4 separate regions of the Homo sapiens genome follow, and regions 2, 3 and 4 are each linked to region 1. Evidence: chromatin contacts called from ENCODE Hi-C or POLR2A ChIA-PET data. All regions are on one chromosome and are shown on one strand. Each heading gives the region's core, a stretch centred on a gene start or an enhancer-like site at or near the end of the contact. The rest is flanking DNA. Distances are from core to core; before and after follow the strand shown.

Region 1 (4,200 bases), core at 719-3,218:
TAGATGCACACAGGTTGAGAGACCTAGGGACCTAGATGGAGAAGGTCCCACTTTCTCCATGAAACCAGAATCTTAATCTTAGGATATAATTAACCTTTAGCTAGCCACAAGAAAGAAGAAAACCAAAGAGAATAAGAAATAGAGATGGACAATCTTTCCTGAGAAACAGGATTTGTTTAATGTATCTGCCAGTTACATGCAAGTGAATTAGTGGAAAAGGGAAGAGGCAAAAGGTATGCATAAGAAGTTTTAATGTACAGTGACCCTGCTTATAATAAATGCAGCTTAATCAATTTCTCTGGTTCTGACAAAACATATCAGCATTCTCTTCTCTTGGGGAAAGACATAAATGGAAGTGGGCAAACAGGCAGCAGGGAAACAAGGAGGAGAGAGTTCCTCTACTGCACTGCCTACACTTAGTATAGCACTTTGAAAAGGCAAAAGGATTACATATAGAATTATCTCACCTTCTACTATGTAAAAGTTTGTGTAATAATGGAGATCCTCCTGAAATAGAAGTTAGTTTACAGGTCAATTTGCCAAATCGGCTGTGCACTTTGCCTTTCTAAATCTTTTAATCTATAATTTTAAAAATTACATTAGATGATAGTTATAAGTTCTCTTTAAGATTTAAGATTCTGTGATTTTACTATTGTAGTGTCTATCCAGACTTCATTACCAAGTTCATTGTTGGTATGGGACAGGGATGACGGCTTATGCACCCTGCACATGGCTAGTGTTCTACAATTAGTCCATTTTTTAAACGCTGGTTGAGATGTGGGAAAGTATGTATCACTTGCTTCAATTCAAGGAGTTGGAAGGAATATACATATATACACTTGCATATAATATTTTTGGAATTAGAAACAAGAAAGTAATACTGGTTGCTTCTGAGCAAGGTGACGGAGGTATCAGGAGTTTTGGGTGGATGGGGAAATTTGTTTTCAGTATCAGTTGTCCTTTGTATTTATATTCTACTCTCCCCCTTGCTCTTTCTCCTCCAGCCACCCCGGCCTTCTTGCTCTTCCTCCAACATTTCAAAAACCCTCCCAATTCAAGGTCTTTGCACTTGTCATTCTGGTGCCTGGATCACTCTCCCTCCAGATACTCCCACAGTAAACTCCCTTACTTCGTTCAATGAGGCCAAAATGCCACGTTAATAATGAGACTTCCTTGACCACACTGTATGCAATGACTTCCCCCACAGACTCCCCATTACCCCTTAGCTAACAACCCCTATACCCTTAACATTTAGTAGCATCTGACATATTAAATATTTGGCTGTTTGTTTCGTGTTTGACTGCCTTTTGGAACACTGCCTGTGCTAACAATCAACAAATACTTGTTGAATTAAGAAACTTACTGCTTGAGGTTTTTAAAAAGTAATCACGAAATTACTTTTTCAACAAAAACAACCAGTTAGGGAATAAACATTTGATAAATTAACTTTTAGACCTATAGTATTATAGGATAAAGTCCAAACTTCGTTTCTCAACACATGGACTTTCCTCATCTGCCACGTATTGGCCACAGTCAAGTAGCCGGTTCCCTTTTCTCGTGCATAAAGTGGAGTTATTCATAATTACTTCACAGAATTAAGATTCAATGCAGATGAAAGCGCTTTTGTAACTAAGGCACTATAAGTTACCGTAAGCACAGGGTTTCTTCCGCGCTTGGAGCCTAGGAATAGTACAAGGTGTCAACCCGCGCTAAGGACCTGAGGTTCAAGGAGGGAAAAGTCTCCAGCGCAGCGCTAGGAGGCGCTACTCCGGCGCGGGGCGGGGCTCCTGGCCGCCGTTGCCAGGGAAACCGTCTGGGCGTCCCTAGTATCTGAGCCCTCGCGCCTGGGCCACTCAGCTCGACCTCTCTCCAGCGTTAGCAATAGGTGGAGCGCGGGCCAATCGGAAGAGGCCGGAGGGGCGGGGCGGGCAGTGGCCCTGGGAAGGCGGGTCCGCGGCCTCGCTCCCTGACTTCCGGGTCGCGGTGCTTGAAGGGAGTGTTCCGTCGTTTCCGTTGCCGGCTGTTTGCAGTGGGGAAACCGAGGCAGCTCCTGCTCCCCCTAGTTCTTCCGCTCCTGTGAGGTGGCTGCTGTTTCTTTTCCTCTTGCCCCGGATGCCTCGGTGCGGCTGCACTGAGAGCGCGCGGGCTCGCGAGCCCCGCGGGGTTCTGCGGGAACCCGGGGGCGCCTGGGCCGGCGGGTCTTTGTGCGAGCCCTGCCCTCCCATTCGCGGGCGGCGCGCGAGGGGGGTCGGCGCAGAGACGCCCAGAGCCCTGGGGTGCTCAGGCGCCGCTACGCGTGCATCCCCTCTGCTCGGCAGTTCTGCGCTTTTGTCCTAATGAGCGCGGACTAGATGGCTTGATTTTCAAGATAATGATCAACCCAGCTGTGCTATGCGCTCTTTCTGCACTGACCTGCGGGTACTTCGAACTTCGACAGTCCCTCCTCAGGCCCTAGTCCAGAGGTGACGTGTCTGTGGGAATGTTTAAGGCAGGAAGGAGACGAGCAATTTTGTTTTTAAGTATCTCCCTCTCACTAGTATCTCCCTGACTTTTTCATTTAGAAGCTGAAGAATTTTCTTATGGCATAAGATATAGTTGTATCGAGTGTGTACTTAGCAAAACAAAAACTTGTTAGTATTTCTGCCCTTGACCTATTGAATGGAAAATCAAGAATGAGCTAAGGTGTTATATACTCAGTGTTCAACTTGTATACTTAAGTTTGTAGTGTTTTTATTTGCTGGCATCACCTGACTGGGACAGTTGTAACGAATTATCCACATGGGATAAGAAGAGTGTATTCTATAAAAACAACTCTGATGTTTTGGTATATATTTTAATTGTTGATTAGTTGGAGTCCTCTTGATCTTGAACTGTTGAGCCCCAGTTCTCAAAGAATGGGAAGTTAGGAAACTAAGATATGAAATACAATTATTTAGCAAAAAGTGCAAACCATTCTGTTACTCTTTCAAGCCATTGAATAGTTTGAGTACATTGTTTGAATTTTAGTTTTGAAAAAGTGATTAATTGGCCATTTGATCATCAATTAATAGCGGTATATATTACACCTGCCATTGTTTTTAAATGCCTAATTAAACTGTCAAAACAGACACAATGAAATGATAGATACATAATTTGAGATTTGATCAGTTGTATAAACTTTTTAAATTTTAAAATTCAGTTTAAGGTCATTAAGCTTGTCTTGTATGTTTCCCTCCTCCAGGAAAAAAAAATGTTTATTTCTTTGTGGGAGTTCTTCTATGGGCACTTTTTTCGATTTTGGATGAAATGGCTATTACGACAGATGACTGGGAAGTGTGAATTGCAGCGAATATTTGATACCTATGTAGGTGCACAAAGGACACACAGGATAGGTAATGTTATTCAAAAAGAAAAAGTACTAATAAAAGTTTAACGGAGTGTTTTTCTCAGGACTCACAGTGACAGATGTATTTCTTTTGTATCCTGACAAGTCACTTAAACTGAATTTCATAAGCTCTGAAGTCCCGCTTTGACTCCTTCAGCTCTAAAATTGTATGAATTTATAGAAAAAGTGGTTATTTAATTGCTTATGTGTGGAAAGAATTCTCTGGCTCCTGAAGTTTATCGGTTATTCCTTAGATTATAGTTGCAACCTATTTTCTGGTGAAAAATTTCTATACTTACATAATCCCTTTGAAATTTTCACTCACATGGTGGGAAGAATGAGTGCCTCAGTCTACATCCATTTTTATACTTAGGATCCTTCATCAGTCTTTTACTTTCTTACTGTTACTTATGAAAGGCCTGTAATTATGTATCCAGTGGTCTCTAGGAAAGATTATTAGACTCATTCTCACTGTCCAATACCATAGCCAATAGCCACATTATATTGAGCATTTGAAATGTGGCTAGTCTAAATTGAGATGTGCTGTAAGTGTAAAATATAAACTGTATTTCAAAGACTTATAAGAAAATGTAAAAAGTCCCAGTAATTGTTTATATTCTTTGTATGTTGAAATGGTAATATTTTGGATATGTTGGGTTAAAAATATATTAAAATGTTATCTGTTTCTTTTTACTTTAATGTGGCTATACAGAATTTTAAAGTACACAAATGGGTCACATTTTGGCTTGTGTTATATTTCTGTTGAACAGTGTTGCTCTGTTACCTTCTAAAATACATCAGTTTTCAGTGCTTCATTGAAAATTTTACTCTAAAAT
Region 2 (4,031 bases), core at 733-3,232, 610 kb after region 1:
CCACCAGGGAAACATTGCTTATGTCAGGCATATGCGGTATTGAGTTTTGGGACAGTAATGCATTTCTAGTCCTGGTACCTGCGATCATTAACAAAAGCTTATTCTCTCTAGTCTGAAATCCCTTCATTCTAGCCAGAAAGAAAACCTTCAGCATATTTAACCTCCCAATCAGGCAAAGGATAATGCAATAATTAGAAAAGTAGTTATAACTTTAGGGCCATCACACTCTTCTTGGCTTGTTGAGGATTGTTATTATTTACCATCGTGGCCACCTGTCAGTTTCTCTGGATGACAGCCTGGCAGAGCATAGTACTTTTAATATGATTAATGAAGTGCGTAAACCCAAAAGGGGAAACTCTCCCAAGTGCAAGTTCGCGGTGGTGAGCTGCCAGCAGGTAACCCTACCCCTCTCCTGATATAGCGCCTGCATCAGGGTATACCTGATGCACAGACCCAAGGGCAGTGCTGTGGTATCAGATCTACTGGTTCCAAACAGGTGCTGGGCCGGTCACTAACCAAGAACAGTATCTGAGCCCTACCCTCCAAACCCCACCTTCCAGGTCCCCCTCGGAAAAGTTAGCCCGCCACGTTGAACCCCTGTCCAAGCGGCGCTATGCCAAGCTCTCCGGCAGCCTCTCCCCTACCCAATACAGTTAATCTTCTCCTCTTTGTAAACCCCCCAAGTGACGCGGAGCAAAACTTAATCGGTCCAGGGAACCCAGACACGTCTTCCGCGCCGCACGGACTTCCCAGAAGGAGCCTGGAGGCAGGCGCTGGATCCCTCTAGGCACCTCCGTCCCCGCCGGCTCCCCTCCCCCGCGCCCGCTGGGCCACTCACCCGCGTGGGGCATGGTGATGGTCTCGTTGGTGTTGGAGCCCACGTTGAAGATGACCACGGCTGAGGCGTTCTGCAGGAACGCGTTCCGGATCTTATCCCTGTACGTGCAGTTGCCCTTGGGGATGAGGGCTATCCAGTTCTTGCCGCGGGTCGGGGCGGCGAACTTGGTGTTGGGGTCGCAGGCCAGGCGGTCGTGGGCCGAGCTGGCCATGACCACCTCCCCGCGGGCGTCCTGCTTGGGCGAGTGCTCTCCGTAGCGCCCGCACTCCGTCTTCTCCGTGTGCAGCTCCGCGCCGCCGCCGCCCGCCGCCCCGGCCCCGGGGTCCGGCGCGGGCTCGGCGTAGGTGATGTTCACGAAGGCGGTGTACCATTCCTCCTTCTCGGCCACGGTAAAGTCCAGGCAGAGCAGATGCACGAAACAAAAGGAAAGCAGCCATGTTGAGAGAGCCAGACTGCAGCACGCTTGGATGAGAGACATTGCCATCTTTATCCGCCGGGGCCCCCTCCCCGCCCCCGCGCCCTCCCTCCGTCCCGTCCCTCCTCCCCAGCCCCGGCCAACCCCGGGCCGCTGCCTCTCCTCCTGCTGCTGCTCACTCCCGGGCCGGAGGGGCCGCGGCCGGGACGCGCAGCCGCCGCGGGGACCGGATTCCGGGCGAGCGGATGGCGCTGGCCCCTTCCCCTCTCAGCTGTAGCGCGGTGGTTGCATTTTGCTTCTTGGGCGCCCGGGGGGCGCGGGAACAGAGGGCCCGCGGGGCTTGCGGAGGAGTCCTGCTGCCGAGCGTCCTGCTCCTTCGCCCGGCTTCGCCTTCTCTCATAAGGGTGGCCGGGGGCCCACGAACTTGCAGGGTGGCGGCCCTGCGCCCTCCAGCCCCGGCGGGGACGGGCACGATTGCTCGTAGTCTGGGGTGCTGCGGTGCGGGGTGCTGCCCAGGGTGTCCCGGCCGCCGCCACTGAGCGCTGGGGCGCGCGAATCCAGCTGCAGCCGCTGCTGCCCTGCGCCGGTTCCCTCAGGCTGCGGGCGCTGCGCTCCTGATCTCGCCGGTGGCTGCGCCTGGGCACGCACTTGCCGCGGGCGGGGCGGGCTTGGGGACAGTGGGAGCGAGCAGGCAGAGCGGAGTAAGCGGTCCGTGTGTGTGTGTCTGTATGTTTGTGTGTGTGTGTGTGTGTGTGTATAATGTGTGCGTGCAAGGAGGAGCTTAGTGTGATGTCAAAGCCCCTGGGATTCTCTTGCCATGTTCCCTTGGTCTCTCTTTATGGGCAGCAGCGACCCCTGTCGGGTCTCAAATTCAACCTCAATCGGCGACTTAATCTAGGTGGAGGTAAAGAGGAAGCGACCCCTCGACCTTTGAGTACGGGAATAACTTCCTGAGCGTTACATTTAGCAAATGTATGTGCCTCTCGTAAACGACCCTCCCGTTTGCTGGAAGTACTGCCGTGAGCTCCCTGATTACCTGTCCTAAGGCCAAAGTGTAAGGTGGTTTGGTATTGAGGTCCTTCCAAAGCTACCTCTGGAATACCTAGGGCAGTGGCTATCAAATCTTTAGTTTTAAAACTCAGACCGATGGGTCCTGCCACAAAGTTTCTGGTTCAGTAGATCTGTGGTAGGGCCCCAAAAATATGCATTTCTAACAAGTTCCCAGGTGGTGCTGATGCTGCTGGTCTAACAACCATTCTGTTAAGATGGGTATAACAATGGGCTTCCTACTGCCCACCTGGAAGCAAACATCTAACATTCGTTTTCTTATAGAATAGGTGTTTTGTCACTCTGTAAGAAGAGAAACCGGGTGAGACATTTCTGGACTGTGTTTATTCTGATTGTCATGGCTGGGAACAGGGGACTCGCAGCACCAACAGGCAAGGGAGGTTTGTTTGGGTTATTGTTTATAGTGCGCTCTCCAACTGTGCATAGAGATTACAGTAGTCAGCAGACAGTACAGTCCCCCTAGTGTAGTGTTCTTAAAACTGTAGTACAGCAGAGTGCCTTACCAATTAGACGTTTTGGTGGTGGATATCCTTTCCCTTGGCTTGAGATGCCTGCCATATAGTCTCTAAAAATATTTGTTTGATGGTTCTCTATCATTTACATTGTGTTTCCCACCTGATGCTCTTTCAGAGAACCCAGGACCCATTCATGATTTAAATTTAAAAAATGAAAGGCTGCCTTTTCCCCAGGACTTTAGCATGTTTACAGCTCTTCGTTAATGAACGTCCACCAGTACAACTTCTCTTTTTCCGGCAGCAGTACAAACAGCTGATGGCTGTTAAGGGAGGGCAAAGAGCCTCAGCTGTACCCAAATTAGAAGCAGGCACAAGAAGAACTACTTAGAAGAATTTGTCTCTATGGCATTTGATGTGCTGAATTTGTATGTGTTCCTAGCTTATTCATTTTAGAAAATAGGCTTCTAGGCAATTGGGACAGTGCTTTTTATAGCGCTTACTGCCAAGGAGGCAAAAGTGGAGACACCTGGCTGCTGGTTCCTGAACCACCAGAGATCTGAGGGAGGAGTCCACTGCTAGAAACCCCCGGCTAGGTTCTGAGCAGTTGCCTTTAGCAACCCACAGTGTTTCCCCAGTCTTCTTTATCGCTTAGCATTTTTTTTCTCCAGCTGGAAGACTTGGAGAAGCTATGTTATTAAGAATGTGTGACTATCCCTTACCCCTTCTTTCCTTTGGAAAAGTTAGGTGCTAAAGAGATGACAGGGTCAAGGAAATAGCATGGCTGGAAGATTGCTTAATTACAGGGCCATTGGGCTAATAAGTAAAACACTGAGTAAAATAGGAGCGAGGTTTCTTACTGTTGGAGAAGGAATTTACAAATATGGAAAGAAAGAGAGCTGTAAATAACCTTGAGGCTTTAGGGTGGATTAACAATGAGTATGAAATAATTTTTCAAAAACTATATGTATATATATTTATGTGTGTGCACACATATATACCATAGCTCTCTCCATTCAGAGGCCAAAAGCAAAAGGCACATCCAGTGGCCAGAAGATCTTCGTTTCTAAATAGCATCCTCCACGAAAAGCAAGCTGGCTGATTATAGGGCTGACACTGGGAAAGTACAGAGTGAGCCCATAACCTCTTGAAAGGAAATGCTCCAAGCATGATGGGAGTATGTCAAAAAGACAGAAGAGCCAGCTGGAAAGGGCTCCCACTGGCCAAATCTGGGACAGTCTGAACATAAAATAAATGA
Region 3 (4,229 bases), core at 839-3,338, 520 kb before region 1:
AACCTCCCACTGCCTAACACAGTATCATTTATGTGGCTGCCCTCAAGGATAATATGCCCTGGAGCAGAGTCACAATATTCTCACACCACAGAAAACCAAAACAATATAGTGGCAAGTACCGCTTGATTTGTTTACTAGGTATACCCAGTCCAAGTTGGCAGAAAGGAAACTTGTGCATATTAAAATTCATTGTCCACTTACACAGTGACCCTTGTACTGCAGAATTCCCAAGGGACCTACTTTACCAGCAGCAGTGGTTCCCCAGGTAGGCACTGGCAGGGTCTGTTGGAACCATGCCCACTACGGTGGCAGGAAAGTAATGGCAAGGACAAGCACCCAGCTCCAAAGTCAGACTAACAATTTGGATGTCCAGAAGTCTGAGGCTTTTAAAACAATTCAACTTGGTGGATGGTTCAATTTACCACTTCTTTCTCAAAATTCCTCTCTGCAAATTTCTATGAAGATTTAGGGTTCTAGAGCTGGAAGGAACTTGGCATGGGAGTTAATCAGTATCATGAACTGTTGATGGCACGAGGACTTCACCTCCTGCCCCCAGGCCAGTTCTGCTTTTACTACACCACTGGGTTGGGGTGCATTTGGAAGTGACAGCAGCATTGCTCCTTTGTAAACATGGTTGGGTCTGGGTTACCTAAGGGAAAATTCTAGAGGGAGCTCTCGGACAAAGTTCCAGATATACTGGGAGAAAAGTACCTAGTAAAAGAGAAACACAAGACACTCCTTGGGCATAAGGAGAAAAAGAACGAAATAGTATTGGGGGGTAATAGGCTAGGGGACAGTGCAGGAAAGACAAGCAGACATGAGAATCCTGGCATGTCAGGGGCCAAGGATGATGTCCTTGAGGCCAATATGATTCAACTCGAATAGCTGAGAAGGGCTGCAAGAAATACAGTGTCCTATCTCACTGGCTTTGTCACAAAGGGTTAACACTAGACAATTTTCTTTTTCTGTGCTTTCGTGTACCCCATTTTAAAGTGAGGATAATAACATTTTGCCAGCAACGTCTGTCAAAGGGGACTGAGATACTAACATGTGCCTCTGAAGGAGTCTTGAAAGAGCACCAGATTCAAGTCCTAGCTCAGCTAGAACTCTGTGTCCTAGGAAACATCCCAAAACATCCCTTAAGTTCAGTTTCCATGTCTGTGACAATCAAGGATTGGGCTCCTTGAATTAAGTCTGCCCCAGGTATATGATTTCCATACGTGAAGTGCTTTAAGTTCCCACAAGGAAAGTTTCTGTGTAAATTACAAATGGCTTTAAGAGCCCTGTCAACTCAACCTTCCTCCCATTCCTGCTCTCCGCACAAGCAAGAGAATCACTTAGAAAGCATTGTAAGCTATAGGCAATGGGAAGAAAAGGAGAGAGACTGCACACAGGCACTTTAAGGTAAGGCTGCACCAAGCCCTTAATGCTTTACTTTGCACGAGACAGAATGTGGATTAGCGTGTTTATTTCAGAAGCCTTTCTGAACACCATACCTGGCTATTTAAATTCACAAGGCATTTGTTGTCACACTTTGTCTCATATTAACAATGGCACAGAAGGCACTGGCAGTTCTCTCAATATTCTCACCCCAGAATATTGGTGGATGGGGGTATTACTCAATGGCACAGTTTCTTTACTTATTATGAATGTGCTAGGGAAGGACCATTTACCCCCACTCCCCTAGCACCCAGTATTTTTAACTAAAAGCTGTTACTTCAAGAACGTAATTCCCAGATCCACACAGGGGCACTGTCAGTTTTAAAGGCATCGCATCTTGTTTCCTCACTTCTTTGAAGCTCATAAGAAACCTCTCCTTCTGAGCGTCTACTTCACCTAAATGATCTCAAATTCCTTGAATCACAAAACCAGTAAGAAAGGGAGGGGTTTGGGGAGGGGGCAGGGGAGAGTAGTGAGGAGAGAAAGAAAGAAAATGGGATGAACAGTGGCTTAGTGCAACGGGCTGCGAGTGTGTGACACAAGATACCCACCGCAGACAAAGAACGCCATGAGACTCGCAGGGAGACAATGACGGCTCCAGGAAAAACGCAGCGCTCACGGGGCTGGCGAGGGAGCCTGGCGCAGCTCCCTTCCCAGACCCGCTCTCCCTGCCAGCCCAGGGCTCCCAGCAGCTGCTCCCCAGTAGAGAGACACATGGTCATTTCCTAGCCGAAAGGAGGGCTACCGTTTTCCTTAGGTTTTTTTTTTAACATAAGAAATAACTCCTCCCTATCATCATATTCCCCAGATATAGCTGTATTTTCAACTACCAAAAACCAAACAGAATGATTTTTGTTTCCTTAAGAGTTTAGAAATTCTTGTGAAACAAAATAATCAGGAAGAAAACAAAAGTTCAGCAAAGTAGCTAAAATCTGTACTTCAAAAAACACAGGTAGAAAACATTTTGGTTAAGTGTGCTGGGGTGCTGGTGAATGTGGAGGACGGGCTTTGAACAATGCAGTGGGTTAACTCAGTGGTGTTGCTACCCTTTGTCCTGGTTAGTTCAAATGGTTAAGACAATGCAGAGGGCTAGGATTTTTCCTGTTTCACCTCTCCTCTTTCCCAGAAACTATCTGGAGCAGGTTGATTCACTAGAGATTCCTAATCCTCCTTGGCAGAAAGAGAAATGTGAATTTGACAAATAATATGCATAAAATATTCCTTAACCTGGAAACATTAGGAGGAAATAATCAATTCAGAAGAACTGAAATAAAAAACTAAACATAGAAAAGTGCTGCTGCCAGGCAGCTGTCCTCCAATGTTGGAAACATGATCACCACAGGACTAGATCTGTTTAAAACCACTATCTGTTTACAAACAAAGCACTTACTAAATAACGCTCCAGGTAATGGATGATGACAGGAATAGGGCTTGCTCTTTTAAATAACAACAGATTGGAAAAATATTTCAATACCATCAGACAACAAATTAAAATGAAACATCTTTTCTAACTGGAAAAATGCAGATCTAGCTGGGAAAATTGATTTCTACCCATCCTCCATCCTCCCAAAAGAAGATTAGAAAGAGAAAACTGAAAATCATACATCCTGGAGATGAACTTTGTTAATGAGCGCCATAAACATTCACAGGGAGCTAGGCTCCTATTTCATAGGTTTTTGAAAAAAATATTCTAATATGCACACGTGAGTCAAACAGACTGCAGTAAAATGCATCTGATGTTTAATTGTTTTAATACACTGCAAGAGGGAGTGAAGCCTTGTCACTCACCAGATGAAATCTGATCTCTCTCAAATCATCTCACCCAATAGTGTTAAAGACATTACTGCTGTGACATAATTCAACCTCAAGACATCTTATGGGAAACATAGGTCAGTTTTAAAGCACCAGGTGGATAAACAGACATTCATTATTCAGTCTCCTGACCTTGAATTTCGGGGGTTCTATAGTCATCTTTTGTTTGGAGGCTGCCACTTGAGATATCGTGTGCCATGCAAGGGCTTTCCAGATTTAAGTGGACTTTATCGAGTAAGATGACTCTTTTTTATGAGAACACATAAGATGCCAAAACATATGCTTCTGTCTTGTTCCTAATTCGAGGGGGCCAATAGGAAGAAAGGGAGTGGAAGGGGGAGGGGTCCATAGCACTCCCCTCTCCTGGTTGGTATTAGAGTGAACAAGAAGTGAATTAGGAAACAGGCCGGGTGCGGTTGCTCACCCCTGTAATCCCAGCACTTTGGGAGGCCAAGAGGGGTGGATCACTTGAGGTTAGGAGTTTGAGACCAGCCTAACCAACATGGTGAAACCCCGACTCTACTAAAAATACAAAAATTAGCCAGGCATGGTGGCGGGTGCCTGTAATCCCAGTTACTCTGGAGGCTGAGGCAAGAGAATCACTGGAACCTGGGAGATGGAGGTTTCAGTGAGCCGAGATGGCGCCGCTGCACGCCAGCCTGGGTGACAGAGCGAAACTCTGTCTCAAAAAAAAAAAAAAAAAAGTGAAAAAGTGAATTAGGAGACATTTGAAGACCCCTGGGCAGAGCAGAAAAAAAGGTGGTTAGCATATTTTCTCATTCAACTGAAATACATCTGTTGACCTCTAAAGTTCAAACAATTGCAGGGCTAACTGCATCCAACCATAGCTGGAGATGAATTAAAATTGATATTCTATAGTCGTCTATCAAATAAAAATAATAAAAGCTAATAAAAAATAATAATAGCAAAGACTTACATAGAGCTTACCCGCTGCCAGGCACTAATCCAAGTACTTT
Region 4 (4,134 bases), core at 1,412-3,911, 790 kb before region 1:
TAAACATGGGGTGTTGGATTGGGTCTCTTGATTCTATAATTATATGTCAGCCAGTCGAATGATGGCAACTTTTAAGGACTGGTCCTTAGGGAAGAGGAGGTCAAGTGGTAAAGACCTAATTCCACACAGCCCAGGTGACTACATGGAGAATGTGCTCAAAGGCGAAGTTTATGCTCTGAGCTGGACAGTGTAGACTATTAGGGGAAAACAGTGAATGGGAAGAAAAGGTGTGTGGCCCAGATTCAATTTCTAGACACTTCCTTTCCTATTTTTTCTACCAAGACTACCTAGCAGTGGCAAGTATGTTCTGAACATTCTGCAGAAATTCCTTCTACCTCACTGAAGTTTCAAGTAATTAATGTGAAATGGAGGAGTTGACACAGATTAAATGGGCACACATATAAGGACATTCACAGTCATTTTGTGAAGCACTATTATGAGACCTAAATAGCAAGAAGCAAATGTGAATAACTCTGTCATTTAAAAATTTTTAAATCCAAATTGGATTTTAACATTTTTCTTCTTTTTACTTTATTGCCTTTCCAATGCAGATACCGTTAAACATATTGGCAGTTTTTTCTCAAAGCAAATAGGTGAAGTTTCTCTCTGTCTCTCCTAGAGAGACCGTCCTGGATTTGATTCCCTATGGCTTGGGCTTGTGTTCCTCCCTTCCTTCTGTGGTGTGCTGTAGAACCATGCAGGCTTCCCTCTCCACTATGACTGACTTCAACTGCATCTTCAGTTGCTCTTCTTCCCTCCAAACAAAACAAAACAGCAAAGCAAACAAAAGCCAAACCAAACCAAAACGCTACTCCTCTTACCCTAGAAACAATCACCCAAGAAGCTCTGGTTTGTTCGTGCAGTAGCTTAGGTCACACAATCAATGAATGGAAGACACAGAACTAGCAGAACTAGAACGCTATTTTTTTTTTTTTTGTAACAGATAGCTTGTCTTTACTTTTTTAAAAAATGTAACTTAAAATTAAAAAAAAAATTTCCATAAGTTATCGGGGTACAGGTGGTATTTGGTTACATGAGTAAGCAGAACGCTGATTTTGATTCTCAATTCAGTATTCCTACTAGCTCAGGCCTCTCCCAGGCAGTGTCTTCATGGTGTTAAGTGTGCACCTAAGAACAGCCTGTAGACCTATATACTGTGTCTCTCATAAGTGTACTGCGTTCTATTTTTTATGTGTAAATGCTGTAGCTGAAATTAATAAAATGTTTTGCCTTTGTGTATTTTCTCTATAAATACACAAAGACAGCTAGGAAATATTTTTGATGTTAATAAAAAGATCTTACACTAAAAAATGCCAGGAACCTTTGTGCTACCAAAAAGTTTACTTCAGGACTAACCCTTGCAGGGGCCTAGATATTTCAGGGTCTTCCCTTTTCCCCCAAATATTTGCTACCTGTTTTCCAAGCCCTTCCTTCCAGTGAAATAAAGCTGTTTCTTGGCACCTTTAGGGACAAATGGCTGATTGGCTTTACACTTTAACAAATGAATTCACACTGACATATAAACAGCCAATCAGCAAAAATGCAGATATGTAGTTTGTTTTTTCTGTCTCAGTATATTTGATACTTTCCAGTTTTGATAAGGAGGAGAGAGTTGGAAAGAAAATGAGGCCCAAGGGAAGATAAAGTTTTCTTCAGCTTGATTTTTTGAGAGGGTTGGTCTGGGATGGCCCTGTTTATCTTTGTGCACTTTGAGATATGCTTGTCCTGTGTGACCAGCCCGCACAGCTGGGGAAGTGGTAAGGAGTGAAGAAGTGTTGCTTTCCCAGCCTCCTCTCCACTGGGAAAAGAAAGAGAGAGGCAAATGGGGTGACGACGATACATCAAACCACTTTTTGCCCGTGTCTTCCTGGGCCAAGAAGAAATACTTCAAAAGCACAGTGTGAAAAAAAAAAAAAAAAAACCCTCCCAAAGGGATAGGATTATGTATTTCCCCAAATAATTCCCTCCCAGAGGTTTTGCCTTCAGGCTTCTCACTGAAGACCTACAGGCAGGAAGGGCTGTATGTATTATTTTATGATTATTTTTTAGAGACAGGGTTTCACTCCGTTGCCCAGGCTGGGGTGCAGTGGTATGATCATAGCTCACTGCAACCTCCAACTCCTGGGCTCAAGCAATCTTCCTGCCTCAGCCTCCTGGGTAGGTGGGGGACTACAGGTTTAAGCCACCATGCCCTGCTAATTTTTAAATTCTTTGTATAGATGGGTTGTTGCCCATCTGTGTTGCCCAAGCTGGTCTTGAACTCCTGGCCTCAAACAATCCTCCTGCCTTGGCCTCCCAAAATGTTGGGATTACAAGCATGAGCCACTGCTCCCAGCCACTATGTGCATTCTTAAAGGACTGCCTTCCATACGAAACATCTTTAGTTCGCAACAAAGCTCTGCGGCATTCAACAGTGGATGAGAGACACCTACAGCCCCCGACTCTGAGGTGTATTCCAAAGTGTGAAAATGTACTCAGTGACTTGACTTACACATTAAGCTGGCCGAGGCCACTAACATAATACATGGCTTCTTTTAACCTCCAGTCTCAGAGGGCTTAATGAGAAATAGTCTGTCAAATTTCAGGATTTCAAGCCACTGCTCTTGTTTCTAAGAAGGACACACACTGTGTTGTGCAATTAGAGAAAACCAGGCTGAGCTTTCGTCATGCGAGATGTAATGCCTTGAAGCCAAATGATGCAGTATTTTTAGTTGTAATTACTGGCTTGTTCTCCAATCCACTCCTTGCCCAACGACCTCCCTTGCTTCTCCCAAGAATCTTAATACAGTTTCTTCCCCTCAAAAATCCAACTGTGGCTACATAGATCTTCACTACTCGCCCAACCCTCTGACTCTTCAGTAAAATAAAGGGAGGAGAAAGAAATCAAAACCAACGAACCTATTTTACATATCTTCCCCTCCAGGGAAAAGATCTTAGCAATTTTCTAAAGGCTAGAGTGAGGTAGGAGGTGTCAAAAGCACCCTTACCTCCCCCAAACAGGCAGTTTTCGACTTCAAAAAACAGTTGTGGTAAAAATATCTCCCAAGAACAGCCAGCTGTTTATTTATAAATCTGTGCGTAGGGAAGCTTTATTTTTCTGAAGTGTTTTCAAGAACATGCATAGTGTTTGGGTGAGAGGGGCCAGCCTTGCTGGCGGCGAACCAAAGAGCAGGGAATCACAAAAGACGGCCGGCGGCGAGCAGGCTGGGGTGACGGGGACCCCGTGGATAACGGGCTTGAGGACGCCCAGGGCTTCAGCCTTTTCCAGGCGTCCCTCGCCGGGGCAACGCAGAGCAGCTGCCGTTCTTCCCGCGCCCCAGCAGATGGTGGTGTCAGCCCGGCCTCGTGCCCGGCCGCCGCTGCGCCCGCGCCCCCTCCCCTCGCAGATGGCTTAATCAGGGCTCCCGCCCGCCCCTCCGCGGCCCCCGCCCCGCGCGTCTGGGCGAGCGCTGCGAACGTGGAGCCAGGCAGTCAAGTGTTACTGCGTACAGCAGGTAGCCTGGCAACTGAGAGCACAATACCGAGCAGATGGTGTTCGCACGGCGTGATGGACATCACACACGACAGCCTGAGACAATCCAGGAATTCCCTGGTGACTCGAGGCCCTCTTTGCACAAAATGAGTTCTCTCTCCATTGCCGTGTATCTCTGGGGTTATCTGCCCCCCTCCTCCGACTGACACTGAACTGGTTTCTCATTACCGACTTTTCTTCCAGCCGGAGGGGAGGAAGAATTCAAGTGGGGGAGGGCGCGGGAAGGGGACGTGGAGGGAAACGGAAGGGCTGGGAGTGGGGTAGGGGGGCAGTGGCGACCTCCGGGGGGGGAGGGTGGCGGACACCAGACCCCAGGGCCGACAGCCCGGGAGGGACCGGGTTCCAGGACCCCAGCTGCACAAAGCCGGCCCGGGGAGGGGGCGATAAGGAGCGAGCCTCGGGTCGGCCCGGCACCGCTGCTTCGGCTCAGAGTCCTTGCAATCGCTTGGCCTACGAACAACCTAAATGAAATTTAGGGTTTTATTGAAAAAGTCCCCTGGGGCCTAATTTAGCCTCTCGACTCCAGCCTATATGCTTACAAGTCCTCAGGGGACTCCGGCTAGGAAGTCAGGAGTGGGGCCCGTGCGTCCCCGGCAGGACCT

The links. Hi-C counts contacts between places; a loop is a spot of excess contacts on that map. ChIA-PET counts read pairs that join two places held with the same protein, here RNA polymerase II (POLR2A). Pooled maps may share reads with other maps.
Region 2: a loop to region 1 is called in a map of endothelial cell of umbilical vein, with 17 times the contacts of the local background. The contact joins the promoter of RNF150 here to the promoter of ELMOD2 in region 1. A Hi-C loop is called at or near these places in 5 of 168 maps with a recorded cell type or tissue (Right ventricle myocardium superior, ascending aorta, endothelial cell of umbilical vein and 2 more) and 25 of 50 pooled maps.
Region 3: a loop to region 1 is called in a pooled map of gastrocnemius medialis, with 2.7 times the contacts of the local background. The contact joins the enhancer-like site here to the promoter of ELMOD2 in region 1. A Hi-C loop is called at or near these places in 2 of 168 maps with a recorded cell type or tissue (CD8-positive, alpha-beta T cell and naive thymus-derived CD4-positive, alpha-beta T cell) and 12 of 50 pooled maps.
Region 4: a loop to region 1 is called in a map of ascending aorta, with 3 times the contacts of the local background. The contact joins the enhancer-like site here to the promoter of ELMOD2 in region 1. A Hi-C loop is called at or near these places in 2 of 168 maps with a recorded cell type or tissue (ascending aorta and ovary) and 11 of 50 pooled maps. POLR2A ChIA-PET finds 5 or more read pairs at or near these places in 1 of 52 experiments (BJ).

The regions. Positions count from the first base shown.
Region 1 is chr4:140,522,200-140,526,399 of GRCh38, forward strand. ELMOD2 (ELMO domain containing 2) reads left to right here and starts at 1,969. Exons shown (of 9, transcript NM_153702.4): 1 at 1,969-2,081; 2 at 3,221-3,371. The coding sequence starts at 3,230. RefSeq lists silencers at 1,671-2,020, 2,211-2,330.
Region 2 is chr4:141,131,487-141,135,517 of GRCh38, forward strand. It overlaps RNF150 (ring finger protein 150), which reads right to left and starts at 1,983. Exons shown (of 7, transcript NM_020724.2): 1 at 839-1,983. The coding sequence starts at 1,322. RefSeq lists a silencer at 1,802-1,921.
Region 3 is chr4:140,002,648-140,006,876 of GRCh38, forward strand. All of the region lies in intron 1 of MAML3 (mastermind like transcriptional coactivator 3), which reads right to left. Among named protein-coding and RNA genes, the nearest start is that of MAML3-AS1, 120 kb to the right of the region's middle. Within about 2 kb of position 2,089, at least 19 of the 41 ENCODE cell types and tissues checked have a DNase peak (open chromatin) inside an H3K27ac peak, as active enhancers do.
Region 4 is chr4:139,731,655-139,735,788 of GRCh38, forward strand. The region is part of intron 2 of MAML3 (mastermind like transcriptional coactivator 3); the gene reads right to left. It also overlaps a transcript of MGST2 not described here. Among named protein-coding and RNA genes, the nearest start is that of MGST2, 68 kb to the left of the region's middle. RefSeq lists a silencer at 3,314-3,433. Within about 2 kb of position 2,662, at least 28 of the 41 ENCODE cell types and tissues checked have a DNase peak (open chromatin) inside an H3K27ac peak, as active enhancers do; they include ascending aorta and ovary, where a contact is called at or near this core.